2 separate regions of the Homo sapiens genome follow, and region 2 is linked to region 1. Evidence: read pairs that join two places in POLR2A ChIA-PET (ENCODE). Cell type or tissue: CD4-positive, alpha-beta T cell. All regions are shown on one strand. Links, peaks and the distances in the headings refer to the core of each region. The heading gives the core; the rest is flanking DNA. Region 1 overlaps HDAC1 (histone deacetylase 1). Region 2 overlaps BSDC1 (BSD domain containing 1).

What was found. Peaks named below come from ENCODE experiments on the same cell type or tissue, not always from the same donor. Only the 100,000 strongest peaks of a DNase experiment are listed, where the experiment ranks them.
Region 2: POLR2A ChIA-PET joins it to region 1 with 6 read pairs; 26 of 35 experiments call an interaction of 5 or more read pairs at or near these places.

The regions. Positions count from the first base shown.
Region 1 is chr1:32,319,453-32,324,826 of GRCh38, forward strand. HDAC1 (histone deacetylase 1) reads left to right here. Exons shown (of 14, transcript NM_004964.3): 4 at 5,027-5,101. Among named protein-coding and RNA genes, the nearest start is that of MARCKSL1, 14 kb to the right of the region's middle. In CD4-positive, alpha-beta T cell, for the core only: no CTCF peak of the experiment used is centred there; DNase peaks (open chromatin) are centred at 679 and 2,709; H3K4me3 peaks cover 537 bases; H3K27ac peaks cover 4,242 bases.
Region 2 is chr1:32,369,806-32,375,179 of GRCh38, forward strand. All of the region lies in intron 9 of BSDC1 (BSD domain containing 1), which reads right to left. Among named protein-coding and RNA genes, the nearest start is that of TSSK3, 10 kb to the left of the region's middle. In CD4-positive, alpha-beta T cell, for the core only: CTCF peaks have their summits at 2,621 and 2,838; a DNase peak (open chromatin) is centred at 2,536.

The DNA.
Region 1 (5,374 bases), core at 61-5,060:
TTAAAAAAAGAATTATTTTTATTTTTATTCTTGTTTTTAGAGATGGGGTCTTGCTTTGTCATCCAGGGTACAGTACAGTGGCAAGATCATAGCTCACTGCAGCCTCAAATTCCTTAATCCTTAACTTGCCCTTTTAGAATATGTACCAATATCTAACCTAGGCGCTGGACATGGTAGCATGCACCTGTAATGCCAGTGCTTTGAAGGGCAAGGCAGGAGGGATAGCTTGAGGCCAGGAGTTCAAGACCAGCCTGGGCAGCATAGTGAGACCCCCATCTCTTATTTTATCTTAAAAAAATAAAAATAAAAAATTAGTTGTGTATGGTGGCACATGCCTGTGATTCTGGCTACTCAGGAGCCTGAGGCAGGAGGATCCCTTGAGCCCAGTTCAGGGCTGCATTGAGGTATGGTCTCATTTCGCCACCACACTCCAGCCTGGGCAACATAGCAAGAACTCGTCTCAATAAAAAAAAAACACACATGGCCAGGCGTGGTGGCTCATGCCTGTAATCCCAGCACTTTGGGAGGCCGAGGTGGGCGGATCACGAGGTCAGTACATCGAGACACCATCCTGGCTAACACGGTGAAACCCCGTCTCCACTAAAAATTTACAAAAAATTAGCCGGACGTGGTGGCAGGCGCTTGTGGTCCCAGCTACTCGGGAGGCTGAGGCACCAGAATGGTGTGAACCCGACAGGCGGAGCTTGCAGTGAGCCGAGATCACGCCACTGTACTCCAGCTTGGGCGACAGAGCGAGACTCCTTCTCAAAAAGAAAAAAAAAAAAACCCACACACACACAAAAACATCCCACACACCTAATCTAGGAAGTTATGCTTATGATAAGATCGAGTAAATCAGGTTTCCTTGCTTGTGGCTGAAATGTAATAAACCCTTTCTGGTCACTTTGAGAGCCTTGACCAGAAGTTCTGACCTAATATTTAGCAAGTGAAAATGGGAACACAAATAAATGCATTTAGGGGGCTTTTGGTGAAAACATGATAAAAGGGATTGGTAAAAAATTGGGAGACATTCTCATCCATTTTACAGACATGTAAACTTTCCCAGTCACACAGCAAGGTGATGGTAGAATGCAGAATGGAACTCTAGTCCCCCAATTCTGTAGTTTTAAAAAATATAGTGTATATAAAATATTTTAGATACACAGGCCAGGCAGGGTAGCTCATGCCTGTAATCCCAGCACTTTGGGAGGCTGAGGCAGGTGGATCACTTGAGGCCAGGAGTTTGAGACCAGCCTGGCCAGCGTGGTGAAACCCTGTCTCCACCAAAAGTACAAAAATTAGCCATGTGTGGTGGTATATGCCTGTAATCCCAGCTACTCGGGAGGCTGAGGCATGAGAATTGTTTGAACCTGGAGGGCAGAGGTTGCAGTGAGCCAAGATCGCGCCACTGCACTCCAGCCTGGGCGACAGAGCAAGACTCCATCTCAAAAAAAAAAAAAAAAAAAAAAAACAGAAAAAGAAAAAAACATATTTTAGACACACACAAAAAGCATCAAAAAATAATATAATGCACTTTGGGAGGCCGAGGCGGGCAGATCACGAGGTCAGGAGATCAAGACCATCCTGGCTAACACAGTGAAACCCCATCTCTACTAAAAATACAAAAAATTAGCCGGGTGTGGTGGTGGGTGCCTGTAGTCCCAGCTACTTGGGAGGCTGAGGCAGGAGAATGGTGTGAACCCAGGAGGCGGAGCTTGCAGTGAGCTGACATTGCGCCACTGCACTCCAGGCTGGGCAACAGAGCAAGACTCTGTCTCAAAAAAAAAAAAATAATAATAATAATATAATGAACATCCATGTGTGCCCAATACCCAGCCTGAGAAAGAAAACATTATCAATACAGTTGATGCCCCCTTGGGCATCTTTCCTTGATCACATACCCTTTCTCTCCCACTCCCCCAGCCCCCCACCCCATTACCAGCACTGCCAAGGTATAAGCACTATCCTGAGGTTAGTGTTTAATCTTCCCATCTCTTTGCAATGAGCATTTGACTGCCTTCTCTGCCTACGTCTGCTTCCACCTCTCACCCAGTATTGCTTCCCTTTAGTCTAAAGCTAGTGTGAGAATGAGAAAAGCGTTTATAGCAGAAAGAGAGAAAACCCATGGAAAAGTCTTCCCTACCCTCACAGATTAGCTCACATGAGTATCTGCTCTTCCATTTGCCCCCTTTCCATCTCTAATCACATAGCTTATTGACTAGGAATAAAAGGGCTGGTCATTTGAGCTACATGTTGGTTTGGTGCCTGAAGAAAAATATTTTTTTTTTTCTCACGTCCAAAACACCCATTCCTTCCCATGGAGGCTCCATATCCCAAATAAGAGTATAAACAAAGCTTTGGAAACGCAGGCAGGCCAAACTCTGTGCAGGAGGAAGTGGCCAGAGAGGGAAATCAGTTGCCAATGGATAAACAGCCGGGGCCCAGGGACCAAAGTTCTTATTTACACAGCCTCCCAGTGTTTACCCAGGAAGTGAGGAAGAGACCCACCCGCTGCACACTCCCTCATGCAGCCATGCTTCTTCCTCAGAGCACCGGATCTTGGCACCCTCCAAGTTTAGTGCAGAACCAGAGCTGGTAACTCTTGTGGTTATTGTAGATCTTGAGCTTCAACTGTGTCTTGAGATTTTACCAGCACAATCCAAACTGAGCTCTTCTGCTCTCACCCCAGGGCTGCTCCTTCCTCTACTTTTGGAAATCTTGATAACAGTGGGTACAGTAGAAGGCTGGGCAAGAGAATAAGTATGCAGCCCCACACCTCCTGCCTCTGACTTCCTGTAGCTCATTGATGTCTCAGCAGTTACTTTTTTTTTTTTTTTCTCCTGAGATGGAGTCTCGCCCTGTCACCCAGGCTGGAATGCAGGGGTGCAATCTTGGCTCACTGCAACCTCCACGTTTTGGGTTCAAGTGATTCTCCTGCCTCAGCCTCCTGAGTAGCTGGGATTACAGGCACATGCCTGGCTAATTTTTGTATTTTTAGTAGAGACGGGGTTTCTCCATGTTGGCCAGGCTAGTCTTGAACTCGTGACCTCAAGTGATCCACCTGCCTTGGCCTCCCAAAGTGCTGGGATTACAGGTGTGAGCCACCGCGCCCGGCCAGTAGTTACCTTTTCTGTAAGAGGAGATTTGGAGCTATAAAGTTCCTCTAGGTCTGTGAGTCTACAGCCTCCAGGTGTGCTTTCCTTCCTGTTTTCATTTCATTTGCCTTATTGTTTGCATATGTTTCCACATTATGTACTACTTGGTACTTTTACCCCATTAGGCCCGAAATAACTTTACTCCACTTGTCACTGTGAATGTAGCAGTAAGACACTGGGCTACGGGAGTCAAGACACCGGGACCCTGATTCTGGTTCTGCTACTGCCTGGTTTTATAACCTTGGGCAAATCACTTAACTTCTCGGTATCTGTTTGTTCCTCCGCACAGTGGGGTTGATATCTGGCTTGTCCAGCTCATAGAGTTGTTGTGAGGATCAAATGAGGTTGTATATGTGAAAGGACTTGGAAAAGGGCCGGGATATATTTTCACAGGCTTTTAAGACAGACAGGCTGGCTGGGCACGGTGGCTTATGCCTGTAATCCCAGCACTTTGGGAGGCCGAGGCGGGCGGATCACAGGGTCAGGAGTTTGAGACCAGCCTGGCCAACATGGTGAAACCCCGTCTCTACTAAGAATGCGGAAATCAGCCAGGTGTGGTGGCAGGTACCTGTAATCCCAGCTACTCGGGAGGCTGAGGCAGGAGAATGGCTTGAAACTGGAGGGCAGAGATTACAGTGAGCCAAGATCACTTCACTATACTCCAGCCTGGGCAACAAGAGCAAAACTCCGTCTCAAAAAAAAAACAGACAAACCAAAGCTTGAGGCTTGCATACTGCTTCTGCCATTTACTAACAGCTCACCTCTCTGAACCTGTTTCCCTACTTATTTATTTATTTATTTTTTTGAGACAGGGTCTCACTCTTGTCTCGCCCAGGCTGGAGTGCAGTTGCGCGATCTCAGCTCACTGCAACCTCTGCCTCCCGGGTTCAAGTGGTTCTTGTGCCTCAGCCTCCCAAGTAGCCGGGATTACAGGCAGCTGCCACCACACCTGGCTAATTTTTATGTTTTTGGTAGAGATGGGGTTTCTCCATGTTGCCCAGGCTGGTCTTGAACTCCTGGCCTCAAGTGGTCCTCCTGCCTTAGCCTCCCGAAGTGCTGGGATTACAGGTGTGAGCCACTGTGCCAGGCCTTGTTTCCCTACTTATAAGATGGGACCAAATCTTACCTCAGAAGCTTGTGTGAAGATGAATGATCTCGGGTATTTAACGCATGTAGCGCAGTGTCTGGCGTGTTGTACGTGCGCAGTGAACGATAGTTCTCTGGGTCTCTGTTCTTGCCCCTTGTTTGTCAGCTGGCGTGAGGGCCAGAGGATAAGTTTTTCTCCCTCAAGAAACGAACCAACATTTTCCAAGTTGCTAACTGCTTCTCCATATTAGATTTTTGTTAATTTTCTGACCAGTGGGTGAGGTGGGATATCAGTTTTGCTTGTTATAGATAATGGGCTAAGACCAGGTGTGATGGCACATGCCTATTGGGAGGCCAAGGCAAGAAGACTGCATGAGGCCTAGGGAACATAGTGAGGCTCTGTCTCTAAAAAAAAAAAAAAGAAAAAAAAATTAGCTGGGTATAGTGGCATGCACCTGTAGTCCAAAGTACTTGGGAGACTGAGGTGGAAGGATTGCTTGAGCCCAGGAGGTGAGGGTCAAAGCTGCTGCACATGAGCCATGTTTGTGCCACTGCACTCCAGCATGGGCAACAGAGCAAGCCCCTGGCTCTAAAAAATAAAAAAATAATAATGGGCTAAAGCTCAAAGATGTTAAACAACTTGATGCAGTCATACAGCCAGGAAGTAGAGCCTGGACTAGAACCCACACCTCCTGAATTTAAATTCTGTGTTTTTTTCCATCAGCTCATAAATATGTAAACTAAAGGAAATTGTGGAAACTAACCTTTTGCTTATTTCTTTCAAGTCAACGTTGGTGAGGACTGTCCAGTATTCGATGGCCTGTTTGAGTTCTGTCAGTTGTCTACTGGTGGTTCTGTGGGTAAGGAATATTCATCTTCTCCCCAGGGGTAGACTGGGTTGTTCTAGTGAGGTCTGCCTTTTAGGCTGCTATCCTAGTTGGCTGATCTGAAACCATGTAGAATGGTCCTGTGGTTTTTACTGAAGTCTCTAAAATGGCTGGTGTAGTGTCTCACACCTGTAATCCCAGCACTTTGAGAGGCTGAGGAGGAGGATTGCTTGAGGTCAGGAGTTCAAGACCAGCCCAGGCAACATAGACCCTCCTGTCTATAAAAAAATAAAATAAGTAAAAACA
Region 2 (5,374 bases), core at 199-5,198, 50 kb after region 1:
TTTCTGAGACAGAGTCTCGCTCTGTCACCCAGGCTGGAGTGCAGTGGCACGATCTCAGCTCCCTGCAACCTCCGCCTCCTGGGTTCAAGAGATTCTCTTGCCTCAGCCTCCTGAGTAGCTGGGATTACAGGCACCTGCCTGGTACCACATCCAGCTAATTTTTGTATTTTTACTTATTTATTTATTTTTTGAGACGGAGTCTCGCTCTGTTGCCCAGGCTGGAGTGCAGTGGCGCGATCCTAGCTCACTGCAACCTCTGCCTCGCAGGTTCAAGTGATTCTCCTGCCTCAGCCTCCTGAGTAGCTGAGATTACAGGGGCATGCCACCATGCCTGGATAATTTTTGTATTTTTAGTAGAAACGGGGTTTCACTATGTTGGCCAGGCTGGTCTCAAACTCCTGACCTTAGGTGATCCGCCTGCTTTGACCTCCCAAAGTACTGGGATTATAGGCGTGAGCCACTGCGCCTGGCTCTGGATTGTTCTTTTTCCCATTGTAGTGATCACTTTCTAACATATTACATAATCAGACTTAATATGTTTATTGTATATTAATAGAGGAGTTAGAATATAAGCCCTGTGAGTGCCAGGATCTTTTGTTTTGTTCTCTTATGTATTTCAAGTTTTTAGAACACATAGTTGGCACTCAATAGTCACAGACCCTTTCTGTAAACCAGGGGTTGGCAAACTATGGCCCAGGGATCAAATCTAGCCATGTCGCCGGGCGTGGTGGCTCACGCTTGTAATCCCAGCACTTTGGGAGGCCGAGACAGGTGGATCACGAGGTCAGAAGATCGAGACCACCCTGGCTAATGTGGTGAAACCCCATCTCTACTAAAAATACAAAAAATTAGCTGGGGGTGGTGGCAAGCGCCTGTTAGTCCCAGCTACTCGGGAGGCTGAGGCAGAAGAATCGCTTGAACCCGGGAGGCAGAGCTTGCAGTGAGCCAAGATCCCGCCATTGCACTCCAGCCTGGGTGACAGAGTGAGACTCCGTCTCAAAAAAAAAAAAAAAAAAAAAAAAAAAAATTCTAGCCATGTCACATCATTTGTTTACATACTGTCTATGGCTGCTTTCATGCTGCAAGAGCGGAGATGAGTAATTTTGACTGCATGGCCCAAAAAGCCTAAAATATTTATGGTCTGGTCCTATACAGAAAAAGCTTACCACCCTCTGCTCTAGATGATTCTGATGCCTGTCTGTACTATTTGATGATCATTGCTCTAAACATTCATATTTGGCTATGACTTCTTACAGGTAATATTAAAAAGATATATATAAAAGTTATTACTAAGAAGTAAACTACACAAATAGTTCCTTTCAATAAAGCATGTACAGTAAGATTCCAGCTTTAAAATGTGCCCATAGATGCATGCACACATGCAGAAGAGATGAGCAAGATATCCAAATACACTAGCAAAGTTATCTCTAGGTGATGAGTTCATGAGGTGATTTTCCTTAATTTTTTTCCTAAAATGAACACATACGACTTTGTAATCTTTTTTTTTTTTTTTTTTTTTTTATTTGAGATGGAGTCTCACTCTCGCCCAGGCTGGAGTGCAGTGGCACAATCTCGGCTCACTGCAAGCTCTGCCTCCTGGGTTCACACCATTCTCCTGCCTCAGCCTCCTGAGTAGCTGGGACTACAGGCGCCCGCCACCACGCCCGGCTAATTTTTTATATTTTTAGTAGAGATGGGGTTTCACCGTGTTAGCCAGGATGGTCTCGATCTCCTGACCTCGTGATCTGCCCGCCTCGGCTTCCCAAAGTGCTGAGATTACAAGCGTGAGCCACCGCACCCAGCCTGTAGTCTTTTTTTTTAAGTACCTTTAAAAAGAGTGGGTCCCTGATCCTCCAACGGCATGACCAGTAAACATCTCCGTTTCTTCTTCTCCGACCTACTCCTCACCAGATGCCTCCGCGCTGAGACCTACCCCTCAGCCCCGCTCCCACATTCCTTCTATGGTATCCTGCATCATCCTCTCTTCTAGCCAGAGCATGGTCTCTGGGGCCAGGCAGACCTGGGTTGAATACCTACTCCTTTACTGTGTAGTCTTGGGCAAATTATTGTTGGCTTCAGTCTATTTATAAAATATGGATAAAAGCAACCTCTGCAAAGAACCACTGGAGAAGCGTATTAAAATACAGACTCCTACCCTGCCCACCCCCAGTCCCAACTAAGACTCAGCAGGTCTAGCTGGTGGCTGGGAAGGCTGCATTATAAGCAGGTACCTGTGTGTTCTGTGTAGACCTGGCCCTGCCGTTTGAGAAACAATGGTGTTAGAATTAGAGGTATGAATGTAAAGTGCCTATTACATACATACACATGGCTATGTAATGAATGGTGCTGCCTTTCTTCTAAGGGCCTTGTCTCAGAGTTATGTCATTCTGTACACGGTACCTCAGGAAGTCAGGGCAGCCAAGACCCAGCTCTTCTGACTCTGCACCTACATCCCTCTGTGCCTTCAGGACACTTAGGTGACATTCATCTGGCTGTCACCACAGGCTTCCTGTGGGTTAGCCAGACTCTTCGCTGCTTCCTCACTTCAGGGCTTTGGTTGTGGCCATGACAGCTTTCCCTAACCTCAGGTTGCCCTCTAGGGACTTGAAACTGTCTCTTCAGGCTTAAATGCTATGGCAGAACCTTTCAGGGGTAGAGAACAGAGTATCCACTAACATTTCTGGAATATTCCACATCTAGCTCTTGGGTGGGTATTAACAGTCCCAGTATACGGATGAGGAAATGAAGGCTTCAGGTGGTGCAGGGAGCTGTGAAGCTGGGTTCTCTCTGCCATCTGCCTCCTTCCACCGTCCTACCCTGTCACACAAGGAGAGCACTAAGATCTCCATTACAATGTGCATGTGGCAGAGAGGTGGCCTATGCTACAATTTAAGACTTCAGAATGGAGTTCTACTGGTTTGGTTTTGAAAATGGAAGTTTTCGGGTGATTGCTAACTTTGTAGTGCTGTCACTCACAGCTCATTTTATTCTGTTTAATCGGCTCTCTGCTTCCCCAGTTAAGAAATAGAGGCAAAACTGCTCTTAGGTCACACGGTCATGAAGTGAGGTCTTAACCTCCAGGCTCCTTCCAGGCCACAGGCCTGCCCCAATCTCTCCTCCCCTTCTCTGCAGAAAGAAGTCCAGTCTCTCAGAACAGACGAATGCTGTGACAAAACATAGGTGGAAAGCAGCTCTGCGATGACAGGGATCACCCTGGGAACCAGTAAAACCCTTTGGCTAGGGTACCCCAAGAGACTCTGCTATACCCAGAGACCAAGCCTTATGTCACCCTAGGACTTGGGCCCAACAGGAAAAAGGAGTCACTTTGTCTCCAAGCCCCCATTCTTCTTTTTATTTCTTCTACTCTGTTCCCACTGTTCCAGCCTAGTCCAAGACTCTGGCTTCCTCCCACCTGACTACGGTTGTTTCTTGTGAGTCTTCTATAGCACATCCTCAGCCTCTCCTTTCACAGGCCCTGAGGGCAGCAGAGGCAGCATAGCAGAGTAGTTAAGAGCTTATGTTTACCTCTCCTGTAATTTCAATTCCATCCAGTCTCCAACCACTACTGATTTTTTCTGATCACCCTTTGTAGCCCAATTCCAAATGAAACCTATAATTTGTAACCCTCCAACTGTTTCACTATCCCTCATTCTCTCCCGTACTCAGCTCAGATTCCATGAGGCATCATTCTTATCACTTCTTGCATATACTTTCTTTTCTTTCCTATTTTTTTGAGACAGGGTCTCAGCTCTGTCACCCAGGCTGGAGGGCAGTGCAGCAATCTCAACTCACTGCAGCCTCAACCTCCCCACTCAGGTGATCCTCCCACCTCAGCCTCCCGAGTAGCTGGGACTACAGGCACGTGCCACCACATCTGGCTAATTTTTTGTATTTTCTGTAGAGATGGGGTTTCATCACAATGCCAGGGCTGGTCTTAAACTCCTGGGCTCAAGCGATCCACCTGCCTCAGCCTCCCTTAAGTACTGCAATTATAGGTGTGAGCCACTGTGCCCAGCGGACTTTCTTCTTTTCATCAACTGATTTTACCTGGCTAAACTTGAACCTAATTAGATCCAACTCCCCATCTGCTCTGTTCCTGCACCTGAGCAACTGAATATGGCTGAACAAAAATACAACATGTTGATGGTCTCACTTAAAACCTACAATCACAACCTCAGTGGGCCCTGGGACCATCCACCCAGCAACCCTATTACACCTGTCAGGCCCACCACCTACTCCTCCCTCTTCTACAGGACTATTTCACACTGAAATATTTACTGGGTGGGTCACTGATCTCAGGTTCCTACCACTAGAAATATGAGAAAAAGTACACAGATCTCACAGGGCTTTTGTAAGGATTGAGTAATATGCATATTACTGTGCATATGCATCTGTGCTTAGCACAGATCTAGACACAGAGAAAGTGCTCAGAGAATGTTACCTCTATTTTCATTTCCCCAAAGCAGGGCTCTACTTAATTCTGCTCTGACTGAGGATCTATCATGAAACAATTATCCCGTTTATGGAGGAGCAAACAAAGGCTTAGAGAAGATTAGTAATCTTTCTGAAGTCACATGACTTATGAACAAAGTTGGGATTTGAACCCAGAACTGTCTGAACTCCAGAACCCACAGCCTTAGCATCCATGCTCTGCTGCTTTATGGCCCCAAGGCCAACCTTCTGAATCCAGCTTAAGGTTTTAAATTCTGAAGTTCTATTTCTGAGTCAACCCACTCACCCTTCTTGTACCTCCTTCTCCTGGGAGAGAATACAGAAGAGTGGGTTTAGGTCACCGCGCCTTAAACATGCCCCATGCCCTTTGCTAGCTAGTCTTTGTAGGCCTCCTCAGCTTAGACTACCACTCCCCTGCACCTGCCCCAAACTCACCAACTCTCCTATACGAGGCTTGTCTCCTCAGTGAAGCACCGCAGATGTCCAGAGATTCCTTCTTTCTCTGAACTCCTCCAGTACCAGACTGGCCCACCCTGCTTTATGCTTCCTCACAAAGGCTGCGGCTTCTGCCCCTCTCCCACTCAGTGTCTCATAAAGAACAGGTAGGAGCTCAGGCCGGGCACGGTGGCTCACGCCTGTAATCACAGCACTTTGGGAGGCCGAGGCAGGCAGATCACAAGGTCAGGAGATCGAGACCATCCTGGCTAACACAGTGAAACCCCATCTCTACTAAAAATACAAAAAATTAGCCGGGCATGATAGCATGCGCCTGTAGTCCCAGCTACTCGGGAGGCTGAGGCAGGAGAATGGCGCGAACCTGAGAGGCGGAGGTTGCAGTGAGCCGAGATCGCGCCACTGCACTCCAGCCTAGGCGACAGTGAGACTCCGCCTCAAAAAAAAAACAATAAAAACCAGGTAGGAG